Linked DNA regions of Homo sapiens: all the other regions are linked to region 1. Evidence: read pairs that join two places in POLR2A ChIA-PET (ENCODE). Cell type or tissue: MCF 10A. All regions are shown on one strand. Region 1 overlaps PLLP (plasmolipin). Region 2 overlaps RSPRY1 (ring finger and SPRY domain containing 1). Region 3 overlaps PSME3IP1 (proteasome activator subunit 3 interacting protein 1).

Region 1 (5,000 bases):
AGATCTGAGGGCTGGGCTGGATTTCTGGGGCCTCCTGTGGGAGCACCACCGCCTTATCTGTCAGGTGGGTGGGGCTGGCACTGACGTGGGTCCTTATCTCTGCCTGGGCTGTGCCTGGTGCTTGAATGTGGATACTGTCATTCTCTCAGTGAGGCCTCACCCTCCTGAGGAGCCTCACACACCGTGGCGAATGCAGGAAAGTAGGCCCAGGGCCTGACTTGAAAACCCATGTTCTTAACCCCTCAGGGTGATCATGACACCTGGCCATGTTGAATATTAAGCCTATGCTGGTTGCTGGTCTAAGTTCCTTGCTCAAAACTACCCTAGGGCCCAGGCAGGAGGATCAGTTAAGCCTAGGAGTTCTAGACTAGCCTGGGCAACATGGGGAGACCCCACCTCTACAAAAATTAAAAATAGCTAGGAGTGGTGGTGCATGTCTGTAGTCCCAGCTACTTGGGAGGCTGAGGTGGGAGGATCACTTGAGCCCAGGAGTTCGAGGCTGCAGTGAGCTGCAATAGTGCCATTGCACTCCAGCCTGGGTGACAAAGTGAGACCCTGTCTCAAAAACAAAACAAAACAAAACCACCCTAGGGGGTAGATACATTTCAAAGATGAAGGAAGATGAAGACAAGGGCACAGAGAGGCTAAGCCACTTGCCTGAGGTCACACAGCTAGTTAAGTTGGCAGGGCCAGAGCGTGAATTCAAGGAGTCGATAGGCCACCCCTCCAACAGAACCAATGCCAGTGTCACTCAGGTGAACAAGGTCATGACACCCATCCACAGATTCAGAGAGCAGCTGAGAAAAACCTATTCATTTCCTGGGGCTGCCGTAACAAAGTTCCACAAACTGGGTGGCAGAAATATATTGTCTCAGTTACTGAAATCAAAGTGTTGGCAGGGTTGCTTTCTTCTGGGGCTCTGAGGGAGAGTCTGTCCCATGTCCCCCTCCTGGCTTCTGGTGGTGACCAGCAAGCCTTGGTGTGCCTTGGCTTACAAATGCATCACTCTCGTCTCTGCCTCTGTCTTCACACGATGGTCTCCCCTTGTGGTCTCTGTGTCCACATTTCTCTTGCAAGGACACCAGTCATTGGATTAGAGATGCCCCCAATCCAGTATAACCCCCCTTAACTCGAGCATGTCTGCAAACACTATTTTCTTTTCTTTTCTTTCTTTCTTTCTTTTTTTTTTTTTTTTGAGACGGAGTTTCGCTCTTGTTGCCCAGGCTGGAGTGCAGTGGTGCGATCTCGGCTCACTGCAACCTCTGTCTCCTAGGTTCAAGCGATTCTCCTGCCTCTCCCAAGTAGCTGGGATTACAGGCACATGCCACCATGCCTGGCTAATTTTTTGTATTTTTAGTAGAGGCAGGGTTTCACCACGTTGGCCAGGCTGGTCTTGAACTCCTGACCTTAGGTGATCCACCTGCCTCAGCCTCCCAAAGTGCTGGGATTACAGGTATGATCCACCATGCCAGGCCTTGTTTTGTTTTGTTTTGTTTTGTTTCTGAGACAGAGTCCCACTCTGTCCCCCAGGCTGGAGTGCAGTGGTGCAATCTCAGTTCACTGCAACCTCTGCCTCCTGAGTTCAAAGTGATTCTTCTGCCTCAGCTTCCTGAGTAGCTGGGACTACAGACACCCACCACCATGCCCGGCTAATTTTTGTATTTTTACTGGAGATGGGTTTCTCCATATTGGCCAAGCTGGTCTTAAACTCCTGTCCTTAACTGATCATGCACCTCAGGCTCCCAAAGTGCTGGGAATACAGGTATGAGCCACTGCGCCTGGCCAGAGCCTGTTTTCAAATAAGGCCACATTCCCAGGTACTAGGGGTTAGAACTTGAACATATTTTGGGGAACACATTGCAAACCACAATAAGAGATGAGGAAAAACTTCCCTCAGAGTCAGTGAAGGGCATGCACCCTGCAGGAACCTGGCCTGTCTGGCTGTCAGTGTTGGCAGCTTCTGGGGAAACTGTAATAACAGGGTTTCACTGCAGCAAGGAGTGCCTCTTGGTTGGGCATTTGTGACGAATCTTCTCTCTGATGCCACAGGTGGTTTTAACAAAAACATCTCTTCGTTACCCAATTGTTTGGAAATTCTTTGAAGATGCAAAGGTCGTTTTTGACACTGTAGTCTTCATATGTAAAAAAAAGTTCCTAATCCAAATTATTCAGGTTTTCAGAAAAGCAAAAAAAAAAAAAAAAAAAAAGGCCCTGTGCCCTTGAGATTTCCAGACAGTTCCCTTTGTTTATCTGCAGGACCTGTCTGGGGAGGCATGGCAGGGACCTCAGAGAGCTGGGAAGGAGGGGAGGATGTGGTTTGCCTGTGTGTGTAGGAGAGAGACAGTTAGATATTCATGTAGACACCTCCAGAGAAACACGGGGACAGACGAACATGTAAGCAAGAGAGACCTGCAGGGCCCAGGGGTGAAGGCATAGAGTTCTGTTCTCAGATACCCACGTGGCACCCTCCCTGCCCCTCCCTCACCTCCCTGGGTCTTTGCTTATCATCACCTTGCCAGTGAGATCTTTCTTGGCCCCTTCTCCATAGACATTTGTTAAATATATTAACCCAGAGAGATGCCCACAGCGAGGCCTGTGTTGGGTGCCCTGTTCCGAGCAGGGTCTCTCTTGGGGGACTGGGCTGGGGGCTCAGGAACCAGGAGAAACCAGTCTGTCTGGTTCAAATGCAGGAACGAACCTTCCTTGTTCTAGGGCAGAAACCGAGGCAGCTCCGCAGGCACAGAGCCAGGCAGCACAGCCAGAAAGAACGCCAGAAATTCCCAGTCCTTATCCACCGGCTTCATCTGGACGCTGTGTTCGCTGATCTGGAAACCAGGGGTGGGGCTGGAGCACAGCACAGGGCGGGGCAGGGATGGCGGCGGGCAGTGGGGGGAGCCTGGGTGCCCAGCCCAGACTGGCTCCTAGAGCCAGCTGAAGTGTCCTCATTTTTTACACTTCACTAAATAACTCATAGTAGCGCAGGTTCCAAGGAAGCACGGATCTGGGTTCCTGTCCTTCCCTATCCTTTTAAAATTTTTATTTATTTTTTGAGACAGGGTCTCTGTCACCTAGGCTGGAGTGCAGTGGCGCCATCATGACTCACTGCAGCCTTGACTTCCCAGGCTCCATTGATCCTCCACCTCAGCTTCCCAAGTATCTGCGACCACAGGCACATGCTACTATGCCCAGCTAAATGTTATATTTTTGGTAGAGATGGGGTTTTCCATATTGTCCAGGCTGGTTTCGAACTCCTGAGCTCAAGTGATCCACCTGCCTCAGCCTCCCAAAGTGCTGGGATTACAGGTGTGAGCCACTGCACCCGGCCTCCTGCCCTGTCCTTTACCCACAGTGACCTCAGGCACATTGCCTCCTGAGATTCCCTTTGGAAGATGGGAATAACAGATAGAACATTTGAGGAGGGTCTGGTGATGGAGGAATCAATGAGATGTGTCTGGCACAGAGCGAGAAGGCATTGAGTGGTTATTGTGACCTAGGCTGTGAGTCATGGGACAGGTGATTGATAGGCATATGATAGTGGAAACCTGAATTGGTCTTTTCTTGATTTTTGGTTCATTGCATTTTCTGACTTTCCTTTAGTTAGTTGGAAGCTGGCAACACAGTGGCAGCGGAGGCCCATGAGGAATTGGCTTTAAATGAAAAAATAATTGTTTATCTTGGACGCACCCAGTTCTCACCTGGAGAAGGGACGGAGGCGTGCTGCCCGAAGTGTTTGTTCTCCTTCAGAACACTGGCCTCCCCCCAGCTCTGGGGGTTCGTGGCCTCTCCAGGTGTGTCTGTTTCTGGCAGGGTGTTGTTCTGAGACATCCTGCCCTGGGTCCACACTCGTAAGGGCTCTGCCCCCAGCTTGGTGTGTGACAGCGGGCAAGGCCCTGTGGCTCCGCCCTGGCTTCCTCACCTGCCTACCCTCACCTGGCCTGCTTGCGGCGGTGAGAGTGCTGACGGGCAGCAGAGGCTGGCAGGGTGCTGTGTGTTGGGGGGTGGATCCCTGGAGCTTCACCCCAGTGTGGGGAGGAGCAGGTGCTGAGCCCTGGAGAGCGGGACACCTTCCCTGGGCCTCCCACTTTGGGCTGAGCCCCTTACTTGGGTTGGGGGGAGGCAAGGCCAGGGGCAGTTCACAGATGGACACCTGCTTCTTATTAATTTATTTTGTTAATTTAATTTTAACTTTACTTAATTTTAATTTTATTTATTTTCGTTTATTTTGAGACAGGGTCTTGCTGTTGCTCAGGCTGGAGTACAGTGGCACAGTCATGGCTCACTGTAGCCTCAACCTCCCAGGTTCAAGCGATCCTCCCCACTCAGCCTCCCAAGTAGCTGGGACCACAGGTGCACCATCACCACACTCGGCTAATTTTTAAAGTATTTGGCAGAGATGGGCTCCCTGTATATTGCCCAGGATGGGGTCTTGAACGCCTGGGCTCAGGCAATCCTCCCACCTTGGCCTCCCCAAATGCTAGGATTACAGGCATAAGCCACCACGCCCAGCCCCACTGCTTCCTCTTTTAATACACGGTGCCTGTGCAGGGCAGGGTTCTGGTCTCTGTCATGGTTGAAGAAATAGGATTGTTAGTTCCTAAGCACATTGTGTATTTAGCGTATATTATGTGTCGGGCACTGTTGGGCACTGAAGATACAGCAGTGAACAAAACCCAGAATCTTCCTCGGAGAGCAGGGAAGGTACTCGGTCAGCATCACACAGCCACACAGCTTTTGACTTCCAAGCTCGAGGCCCCACCTGCCACTTCCCCACTGGGCCATACCCTTCCCAAGCCAGATCCCTGGGGGATGGGGAGTAGGCCGAGGAAGGAGGGTTGTGAGGGCTGAGGGCTCCCTGGGCCAGCTCAGCTACAGGCCCCCGAGTCTTGTCCCTGGCTTCTGTAGGGATCCACACAGGAGCTTCCCTTCTGGTCCTCGACGAGGTTGCTTTTGGATGGGGTGCCTGGCAGGCACCCCAGCTCTGTCTGTGCTCTAGGCCCAGG
Region 2 (5,000 bases), 53 kb after region 1:
GGTGAGAAAATCCTTGCCTTTGTCCCTGTTATACTTCATTGGCTTTAACGTGTCTATCCAGATGAAAACAGAATGTATGCCCATCTGATGGGGTTCAAAGTGTAGGCTTATCCAGTAACTAAGAAAAATAAAATTTTTAACAACCAATACAGAAGATCATTAGTGCAAGAAGTCACTATACCTACTTGTCTGTGCAAACTTTTCCAGTGCGATAAGTGCAAAAAGCATGACTGTGGGGTGGGACTGTAACTTCTGAAAAACAACAAAAGATAAAAAAAAAAAAAAAAAATCATTCCCCTGCAGAGGTGGCAAGTTATCAGTTTCATTTCCTTGCCCAATATGTGCTAGATGTTTTTTCGAGTGGTCAGAAAAGTTTCATTCATTCAAGTTCTCAATTATCCATTTGGCTAATAATGTTAGTAATGAACTGGACAGGCTCTCTTAATCTTGTATTTTTTTCTTAAAGTCACTAGGTTAATTTATAGATTTGGAAATTTCAAAAGTATCCTGTTAAATACACTATGTTATTTTACTTAATAAAACTTACATTAGGGCTTTGTTAAATAAAATATTCATTCTCACATTCATTTATGCAAGCCAAACAGAAACCTAGAATTATAAACTAAAAATGATATTTTACTTAGAATCCTAAAAAGAACCACTTATCACTAACAAGTTGCAAAATTATAAATAATTAAATTAACAATTAATGGCTCAGTTTTTAAGCTGTTCCCTGAAAGGAATTCTACAAATGCTGATGGTAGACAGGAGAAAGCAACAAGTGAACTCTTTTAGTTACATTTAAGCTCATGTCACATGAGTTCCCCTTTAAGGAAAGGTCTATCTGTTGAACATGACACCTTCTCATAGCTGTGCTTTCCCTACTGCTACATTGGGAGCCACCAGAGGAGCTCCAGAACATCAGATGATTCCCACTGACTTCCCTGGTACCTCCTAAGTTCTGGAAACCTCACATAACCACCATCCCTGCTGCTGGAAAGCCTATTCAGCATTCTATTTCTTCTCATATCCATCTAAATCCCTCTGCCTGGCTTTTCAGGCCCTAAACCCTTTCTAGCTGGCTACTCAGTCTGTGTCCTATCTCTGAACACTGTCTTCTCTCATCAGACAATTCTCTGTCTCTGGACTTCTGCCTGTGATGTTCCCTTAGCTAAGAAACCAATTTTTTCCCTCCTCTGGGCACAATAAAATCCTCATCTATAGCATGACCCAGCTGAGGGTCCACCTTCATCAGGAAGTCTGACTTTCATGACACCCCGGCTCTCATTACCCATACCACCCACCTTCTCATTTAGTCTTTTTTTTTTTTTGAGATGGAGTCTCGCTCTGTCGCCCAGGCTGGAGGGCAGTGGTGAGATCTCAGCTAACTGTAATCTCTGCCTTCTGGGTTCAAGTGAATTCCTGCCTCAGCCTCCTGAGTAGCTGGGACTACACACACATGCCACCATGCCCAGCTAATTTTTGTATTTTTAGTAGGGACCAGGTTTCGCCATGTTGGCCAGGCTGGTCTTGAACTCCTGACCTCAGGTGACCAGCCCACCTCAGCCTCCCAAAATGCCGGGCTTATAGGCATGAGCCACCGTGCCCGGCCCTCATTTAGTCTTGATGAAGTACTTTCTCCCATGATCACATCCTGTGATAAAATGGAGGCTAATTACCTTGTCTGAGTAGTTTTGTTTCCTCAACTAACCAATAAACCTCTTGAAATCATAGGACTGCCATGTTGTATCCCCAGAGTGCTCATTGAGAGTAAGGTAAGTGTTTTAAGCACGTATCAGTGGGTATTGACAAATAAGGGTTTTCAGACCAGAGTTTTGAAAAGGGCCAATGCTCACTAGGCCTACAAAAATAACTTTTAAAAATACAGACCATTCAAGACCACAGGCCAGAACTATGAGAGATCTGAGGGCACAGCCTCAGCAAACCAGAAGCTTCATAGACAATATATTAAATATTCCAGTGACAACAGTTTTAAGAGTAGCAGTGAGGGGGAGGGCAGGGAGGAGTAGAGATTTATATATACTGGGAATCTGACTTGATGGCCTCCTGGCTTGGAACGCCATGTAATTGTTTCTACTGTGGAGGTCCCTATTACCATTTGGCAAACTCAAGGAACATGCAAAAGAGCCAATCATAGCAGCTATCTTATGACTAAATTTAAAACCAGACTAACTCAGCTGTTTTTGCTGGTTGGGATAAATTCCAATCCCACTCTCTTTTTTAAACATAGGAGGGAATAAATAAGCACTCGGGAAACACCTGCAAATAAAATTTACAATTGATTCCATTCTCTGTGCCAGTGGCTATGCCAGCAATTTGAGAAAATGCACAGTTCTAGATGATGCCCACTTCTAGATGACTAAGAATAAATAGTTTTGATGTCTCACTTACCAGACACTGTAGCAAGTATTCCAGTATTCCTGGGCTAAGTAAACCTATACTTGCAGGACCTAGACAAATACAACAAACACTTGATATAATTAAAATGCCAGATTATTTTAAATCACTGGTAACAATCAAATTGTTTTGGTAGAACTCTTTCATGCACATTATCTTATTAAAGCCTCCTGCTCTGAGGTAGAAAATAGTACTAGCTCCATTTCACAGTTAAGCAAGTGAGCCCACAGAATTAAGCAACTAACTCCAGGGCACTTGGCAAGCACATGGGAGAGTCCAAACCAGTAGCCACATGTTCTGATTTCTAATCCATTGTTTCTTCCACATTACGTGATGTAAGTAGCTGAGCTATGCCCCTGTACTTTGCTGTTAACTTTCTTAAAATGGGTAACATTCATAAACAAATTAAATACCTGCTTCTCAGGAACTGCTCCAACCAGAAGTTCCTTTTCCTCTCCCTCTACCTTGTATGTCTTCATAATCGAGCTAAACTTTATAAAGTGTGTATATATGCAAATTATATATTGTATACACACATACATATCTTTGTTATGCTGAATTTAGCTTTTCTCCCTTTTTTCTTTTCCTCGCTCCTTATTCTTAAAGCAAATAAGCACAACTTTTTTCTTTTAAAATTTCCCCTGAAAATCCACAAAGCTAAATTAAATTGCATTCACCTCTGTAGCCTTTCAGTAATTTTCTTCCAGTTAGTCTATGTCTCTCAATATCATTTTTAAGAGATTTCTTTCTGGTATAGCAGTTTGATCAAAGACATACAGTACAAATTTCCCTTTAATGTCAAACAACTTAAGATCTTCCACTGTGGAGTGTCCCAAAGTTACCTGCTAGTTTCTCGGCCAAGCAGCCTAGGACTGCAGATGTGTTCCTGTGTTTGGCAGGATGGCTTGAGTCCTGGCAAGCTACTTCTCCATTTAAATTGAGAATTTCAGTCAATTTCTGGAGTGCATCCTAAAACAAAAAAGTACAAGTGGGTTTGACCCATATACTACACAGGTTGTTTTCCCAGGCTCATTTTTTTTTTGAGACAAAAGCTATAACCAGCACTTTGGGAGGCCGAGGCGGGCGGACCACAAGGTCAAGAGTTCGACACCAGCCTGGCCAACATGGTGAAACCCCATCTCTACTAAGAATACAAAAATTAGCCAGGTGTGGTGGTGCGCGCCTGTAATCCCAGCTACTCAGGAGGCTTAGGCAGGAGAATCACTTGAACCTGGGAGGTAGAGGTTGCAGTGAGCCGAGATCGTGCCACTGCACTCCAGCCTGGACGACAGAGCAAGGCTCCGTCTCAGGGGGGTGGGGGGAGCTATAACCAGGTGTTAAATAAACTCAGAATGACCATATAAAAATTATGCAATGTACCCTAATGATATCATTGATGGGAAATATCTGATCAACCTGAAAGTCTCCTTACATGACTTACTAGATTCCACTTCATTCAGAATGCTTAAGTTGTATCAAATATATGCTACATATTCTTGAATCACTAAACAGATTAAACCCACTCAGATGCCATTATGAAAACATTAAAGGCTGGTGATGTTGAAGTAAAAAGTTACTTTAAAAAAAGTTTTACTAAGCAAAAACAAATCCCAGCAGAGTTTTCTTCTTTTCTTTTTGCTCTTGCTCTGTTTCCCAGGCTGCTGTGCAGTGAAGTGATCATGGCTCACTGTAGCCTTTACCTCCTGGGCTCAAGTGATCCTCCCACTTCAGCCTCCCTCGTAGCTGGGACTACCGGCACATGTCACAGTGCCCAGATAATTTTAATTTTCTGTAGAGATGGGAATCTCATTATGTTGCCCAGGCTGGTCTTGAACTCCTGGCCTTAAGTGATCCTCCTGCTTCAGCCCCCAAAAGTTTTGGGATTATAGGCATGAACCACTGCACCCTGCCCCAACAGAGTTGAAGGCAAATTGAAACAGGCAGCTCTTATAAGCCTAGGCAAAGGTCAATTCATTGGTGACTACGCTAAAGACTTTCCCCTTCCGTCCACAATGTTTTTCTGCACTGGGCTTAAACAGATGAATGAAAATGCCAGAATTGAGGCTGGGCACAGTGGCTCATGCCTGTAATCCCAGCACTTTGGGAGGCCAAGGTGGGAGGATGCTTGAGCCCAGGAGTTTGAGACCAGTCTGGGCAACATAGCAAGACTCCATCTTAAAAATGAAAGATGCCAGAATCCAAAAGAAGAAAAAAAGAAAAAAAAAAAGGACTCTGTAAAACACATGGGAAAGCAATGAAAGTTCGATGCTTTTGTTCTATGTAAAGGATAACCAATGTTACACTAATCATTAATACATTTGAGTAAGATTCAAAAGTGCTTTCAGTTTTAACTTTTTTTTGTTGTTGTTGTTGAGATGGAGTCTCACTCTGTCGCCCAGGCTGAAGTGCAGTGGTGCAATCTCAGCTCACTGCAGCCTCCACCTTCCGAGTTCAAGTGATTCTCCTGCCTCAGCCTCCTAAGTAGCTGGGATTACAGGTGCACGCCATCGTGCTGGCTAATTTTTGTATTTTTAGTAGAGATGAGGTTTCACCATGTTGGCCAGGCTGGTCTTGAACTCCTG
Region 3 (5,000 bases), 88 kb after region 1:
CCAGGCAAGGTCGGTCTTGTGCTGTTGCCCAGGCTGTAGTGCAATGGCCCTCATAGCTCACTGTAGCCTGGAACTCCTTGGCTGAAGCCTTCCTCCCACTTCAGCCTCCTAAGTAGTGCACCATCACACCTGGCTAATTTTTAAATATTTTTGTAGAGAGAGAGTCTCACTGTGTTGCCCAGGCTGGTCTTAAATTCCTGGCCTTAAGTGATGCTCCCAGCTTGGCCTCCCACAGCTTTGGGACTGCAGGCATGAGCCACTGTGCCTAGCCTGTTTGTCTGTTTGTTTGTTTGTTTGTTTTTAATAGAGTTGGGGTCTCACCATCTTGCCCAGGCAGGTCTTGAACTCCTGGGCTCAAACAATCCTGCCTTGGCCTCCCAAAGTGCTCAGATTGCAGGTGTGAGCTAGTGCACCAGGCCTTAATTTCTTTTCTTTTTTTTTTTTCTTTTTCTGAGACGGAGTCTTGCTCTATTGCCCAGGCTGGAGTGCAGCGGCGTGAAATCTCAGTTCACTGCAACCTTCGCCTCCTGGGTTCAAGCGATTCTCCTGCCTCAGCCTCCCAGGTAGCTGGCATTACAGGCACATGTCACCACAGCCAGCTAATTTTTGTATTTTTAGTAGAAATGGGGTTTCACCCTGTTGGCCAGGCTGGTCTTGAACTCCTGACCTCAAGCGATCCTCCTGCCTCAGCCTCCCAAAGTGCTAGGATTACAGGTGTGAGCCACCATGCCTGGCTGAATTTCTTATTGTATGTGTTTCATAGATGCCTGAAAGATTATTGCAAAGCTGAATTTTTTATTGTATGTGTTTCATAGATGCCTGAAAGGTTATTGCAAATTGCTCCTTATGATAAACATTTAAAATATGGATTAAATTTCTTTTTCTGTGGTTTAGTTTTTAGATTCTTTTAGTCTCCTTTGCTACCGGAATATGTTAATTAAGCTTTGGTGTTAGAAGATTGACTTCACTTTGCCTAGTAATAAATACTAACAGCGGGCTCTCTGTTAGTAGTTGTTGTTCTCTAAATAAATTTTATGATATAGGAAAAGTCAGCTAAATTTTTAAAAATCTAAATAACTGTATCTTGGTAGAAGTGCCTTCTGGCCAGAAATAAGTCTTTATTTGAAATATAGATGAGTTAGCCAGATGGCAAATTCCTCTTAGTTGCTGTCCTGCATTTTGAAGTACAGTGTGACTTGAACATCAGAGTAAAAAATGTTGGAAAGCAATAATCTATATTTACTCACAAAAGGAAATGGATTGACCTATTGCTTTTGCTACTGAAAGTGAAGCCTTAAAACAACAGAACACAGAAACCTGATTCTGGTGTGTTTTAACATGTACAATCTAATTAATTTTAGAATTAGAAGGATATGGTGGCCAGTGATGTAAACACTCAAGTAGTTTGCCATCACATAATTCAATTCCATAGGAAACCAGATCTCATTACTTTGTGTCATGGCACTAGCTAAATGGAGTCATTTTTCAAGTTAGGAATAGCAATTATTTGGGGAGCAACAATGTAAGTTTTGTATTTTAAAACATGTGTAGTGTGCTATGTAAGAACTGAGCCCATTTTGTCCCACCACCCTGGAAATTAAATGGGACGGTCTCCAATGTAAACCCAGTAGTTCAGTGTTACCAGTTACTTTGGCTTGAAATATAAGAACTTTGTTTTCTTGACGGTCAGGCAGATTTGAAAACCACGTTCTTTATTTGTGCCAATTTGGACTCTAAGTTTGGTGGACAAAGTGAATTTTGAAATGGTTTTAGTTTTCCATGAATTCCCTATTTGAAGAAATTGAATAAATCCTTTAAAAAATAATGTAATGTTTAGTTTGATAATTAAACTTGAGTCACTTTGGAAAACGTGAGTAAAGGAAAGCTGACAGCATTTGTTTACTCTTTCTAAAGTGGAACACAGTAAGGACAAAGTAAGCATTCCTAATGTAAGTCCTCTGCATTCCTACAGGGCTCTTCACAGTTAGAGCCCGTATCCCTGATATCCCTGGGCTGTTTGTCTTTTGATTTGTTTTTAATTACCCTAGCAAACAAAAGGGAAAAAGAAGAGACTTGTGAAAATTTACCTAGACAATAGGAATTAGAAGTCAACACAATCTAATTTTCTAGCTTCTTTGTCTACTTCCAGCAGGTCAGTAAGTTACAGGTACTTATCACCTCTTTCTTGCAGAATAAACAGCCATTGGACTCTTCAAACAAAAACGCTGTCTCCATCAAGTACTGCTTTCGCAGGATAAGTGACCATTTTTAATCAGTTGAAATTAACGGAAAGTAGCAGTTATTTTTGAAAGATGACATCAATTATATAATATAGTAAAGAGATTTAATTTTTAGTCCTTTGTTTCTTACTGCACAAATTGTATGGCGTTTGAATAGAATTCCCATGATACTGACACTTCAGCAAATACTTGCTTGATGGCTACCAATCTCTATAACTTACATTGCACAGTACCTAGGAATATTCATGTGAGTTCATTCCTCCCTGCTCAGATTCTTCAGCTCCTCGTGGTTGGTTTATTCAGTAAGTATTTGAATACCTAATATATGCCAGACACTGTGCTAATAATAATAAGCACTGTGGAGACAAAGAGCTGTTGGAACAGTCACAGATGATAAAACACAAAGAATAAGGGCTGTAGTAGAGTTATGAATGATCATAGCAGGAACACAAAGGAAGGAAATACATATTAACTACTCTAGGAGGTCTTGGAAAGCTTCATAAAGGAGATGGTCTTTAGTCTGATTCTGGGCGGTTGGAGCAGCAGTTTGCATCGGGTGAAAAGAAAGCAAGGGCATTCCTGGCAGAGGGAACAGCCTGAGCAAAGCCATGCAGAGAATGAAGACCTACAGAAGAAAATGCTAATTTGAAAAAAGATGCATAAAGCAGTCTATGTTTTAGTCTAGTCTTTTTAAACTTACAGAAATTTATTACTATGTGTGTCCATCTAACTTGGCTTATTTTCTTTATTTGGGGATCAAGGGAATGCCAGAATTATGATATTAGTTTTATTACTAATTAATTAATTTATTTATTGAGACAGGGTCTCACTCTGTTGCCCAGGCTAGAGCGCAGTGGTGCGATCATGGGTCACTGCAGCCTTAGCCTCCTGGAGTAAATGATCCTCCCACCTCAGCCTGTGAGTAGCTGGGACTACAGGCACACATCACCATGCCTGGCTAGTTTTTTAAATTTTTTGTAGAGATGGGGGGTCTCACTTTGTTGCCCAGGCTGGTCCTCCTGCCTTGGCCTCCCAAAGTGTTGGGATTATAGGCATGAGCCACCATGCCCAGCCTGAATTAAGATATTAGTTTTAAAGAGCAGACTTTTGTAAGTGTGCATTAGTTTTGACAGTGTGACTGTGTTTTCAGGACACCAACCCACTGAGAGCTGATGAGAAATACATTTCTTGTATTTTTCTTTCCCCTGCAACGCTTGCCTTTAAATTTTTTTTTTAAATATGCATTTACTTTATTTCTTATTTTCATTAACCAACTGATTTCTGGTTTTGTCCCTGTGTATAAAAGATTGTAGGCCGGGCACAGTGGCTCATGCCTATAACCCCAGCACTTTGGCAGGCTGAGGTGGGCAGATTGTATTGCTTGAGTCCAGGAGTTTGAGACCAGCCTGGGCAACATGGTGAAACCCTGTTTCACGAAAAAAAAAAAAAAAAAAATTAGCCAGGTGTAGTGGTGCATGCCTGTAGTCCCAGCTATTCGGGAGGCTGAGGCATGAGAACTGCTTGAGCCCAGGAGGCTCTCTGAATTCTTATTTAGGTAGAAATGTAAAATTCTAGGGTTTGTTTTTATTGTTGTTGTTGTTGTTTTTGGCATATTGGAAGATTTTTAAATTTTCTCTTTTAAAAATATAGGCCGGGTGCAGTGGCTCACACCTGTAATCCCAACACTTTGGGAGGCCAAGGCCGGTGGATCACCTGAGGTCAGGAGTTCGAGACCAGCCTGGCCAACATAATGAAAGCCCATCTTTACTAAAAATACAAAAATTAGCCGGGCATGGTAGCACACACCTGTAATCCCAGCTACTCAGGAGGCTGAGGCAGGAGAATCGCTTGAATCTGGGAAGCGGAGGTTGCAGTGAGCCAAGATCGTGCCACTGCACTCCGGCCTGGGCGGCAGAGCGAGACTCTGTCTTAAAAAAAAAAAATTATATATATATAACAAGAATGAAGAGAGACATTTACTGGGACACCAATGGCATTGCCGTATCCTAGTATTTATTTCCCAGGTTTAAATCATATCTAATCTGATAAATTCATTTCCTTCAGACATGATTATTTTTCTCCATCTTATAAAATTAAAGTAACTAGGAATGTTTGGCTCAGAAAAGCAACAAATTAGGAGGAACATGGGAATTGTCTTCAAACAACTGAAGTATGGTCATGTTAGAAAAGATTTGATTCTTTTTGTATAGTCCCAGTGGATTGAACCTATGTATTGAATTTATAGTAAAACAGATTTCAGTTCAGTTTAAGGAAGAACTATCCTAACAGTCAAATCTGCTTAGAGAGGGAGTTGGCTGCCTAGGAAGGGAATGCAGTGGTCCCTCTTGAAGTTTTAATATATGAGTTGGATGACCTTCTCCTGGGTGTGTATGGTAAATTCAGATGTCGAGTGGATTATCATATTAGGTGGGCTATAAGGACTATCCCACCCTGAATTATTTACTAGGAAAAATGGGTGATGGAAAGAAACCAGATGATTAATACAGGATGAGAAAGGAGACACGGTTAATAGGGGATAAGAAAGGGGGAAATTGAGGGTTCGGAATGTCTCTCCCAACCATTAGAGCCCTAGAAAGTTCACGTTTTCTCTGCCAGAGACATTTAAGAAATTGTTGGCTCTGGTTTCATAAGAGGTTGTTCTGTAGAACTTGAGGAATTTTTGGCATTTTCACAGAGACTGAACAGTTCTGCTTCAGTAATGAGCCTCTGGCTGGAGTCATTGAGTGCTGCTAAATCAGA

The links. ChIA-PET counts read pairs that join two places held together with the same protein. Peaks named below come from ENCODE experiments on the same cell type or tissue, not always from the same donor. Only the 100,000 strongest peaks of a DNase experiment are listed, where the experiment ranks them.
Region 2: POLR2A ChIA-PET joins it to region 1 with 5 read pairs; 5 of 35 experiments call an interaction of 5 or more read pairs at or near these places.
Region 3: POLR2A ChIA-PET joins it to region 1 with 5 read pairs; 8 of 35 experiments call an interaction of 5 or more read pairs at or near these places.

Annotation. Positions count from the first base shown.
Region 1 is chr16:57,264,071-57,269,070 of GRCh38, reverse strand. All of the region lies in intron 1 of PLLP (plasmolipin), which reads left to right. Among named protein-coding and RNA genes, the nearest start is that of PLLP, 18 kb to the left of the region's middle. RefSeq lists an enhancer at 4,917-5,000. In MCF 10A, no CTCF peak of the experiment used is centred here; DNase peaks (open chromatin) are centred at 2,820 and 3,860.
Region 2 is chr16:57,211,359-57,216,358 of GRCh38, reverse strand. It overlaps RSPRY1 (ring finger and SPRY domain containing 1), which reads right to left. Exons shown (of 15, transcript NM_133368.3): 5 at 3,261-3,387; 6 at 2,413-2,471; 7 at 186-252. Among named protein-coding and RNA genes, the nearest start is that of RSPRY1, 28 kb to the right of the region's middle. RefSeq lists an enhancer at 3,530-3,699. In MCF 10A, no CTCF peak of the experiment used is centred here; a DNase peak (open chromatin) is centred at 2,668.
Region 3 is chr16:57,176,044-57,181,043 of GRCh38, reverse strand. All of the region lies in intron 1 of PSME3IP1 (proteasome activator subunit 3 interacting protein 1), which reads left to right. Among named protein-coding and RNA genes, the nearest start is that of PSME3IP1, 7.5 kb to the left of the region's middle. RefSeq lists an enhancer at 1,843-2,424. In MCF 10A, no CTCF peak of the experiment used is centred here; no DNase peak of the experiment used is centred here.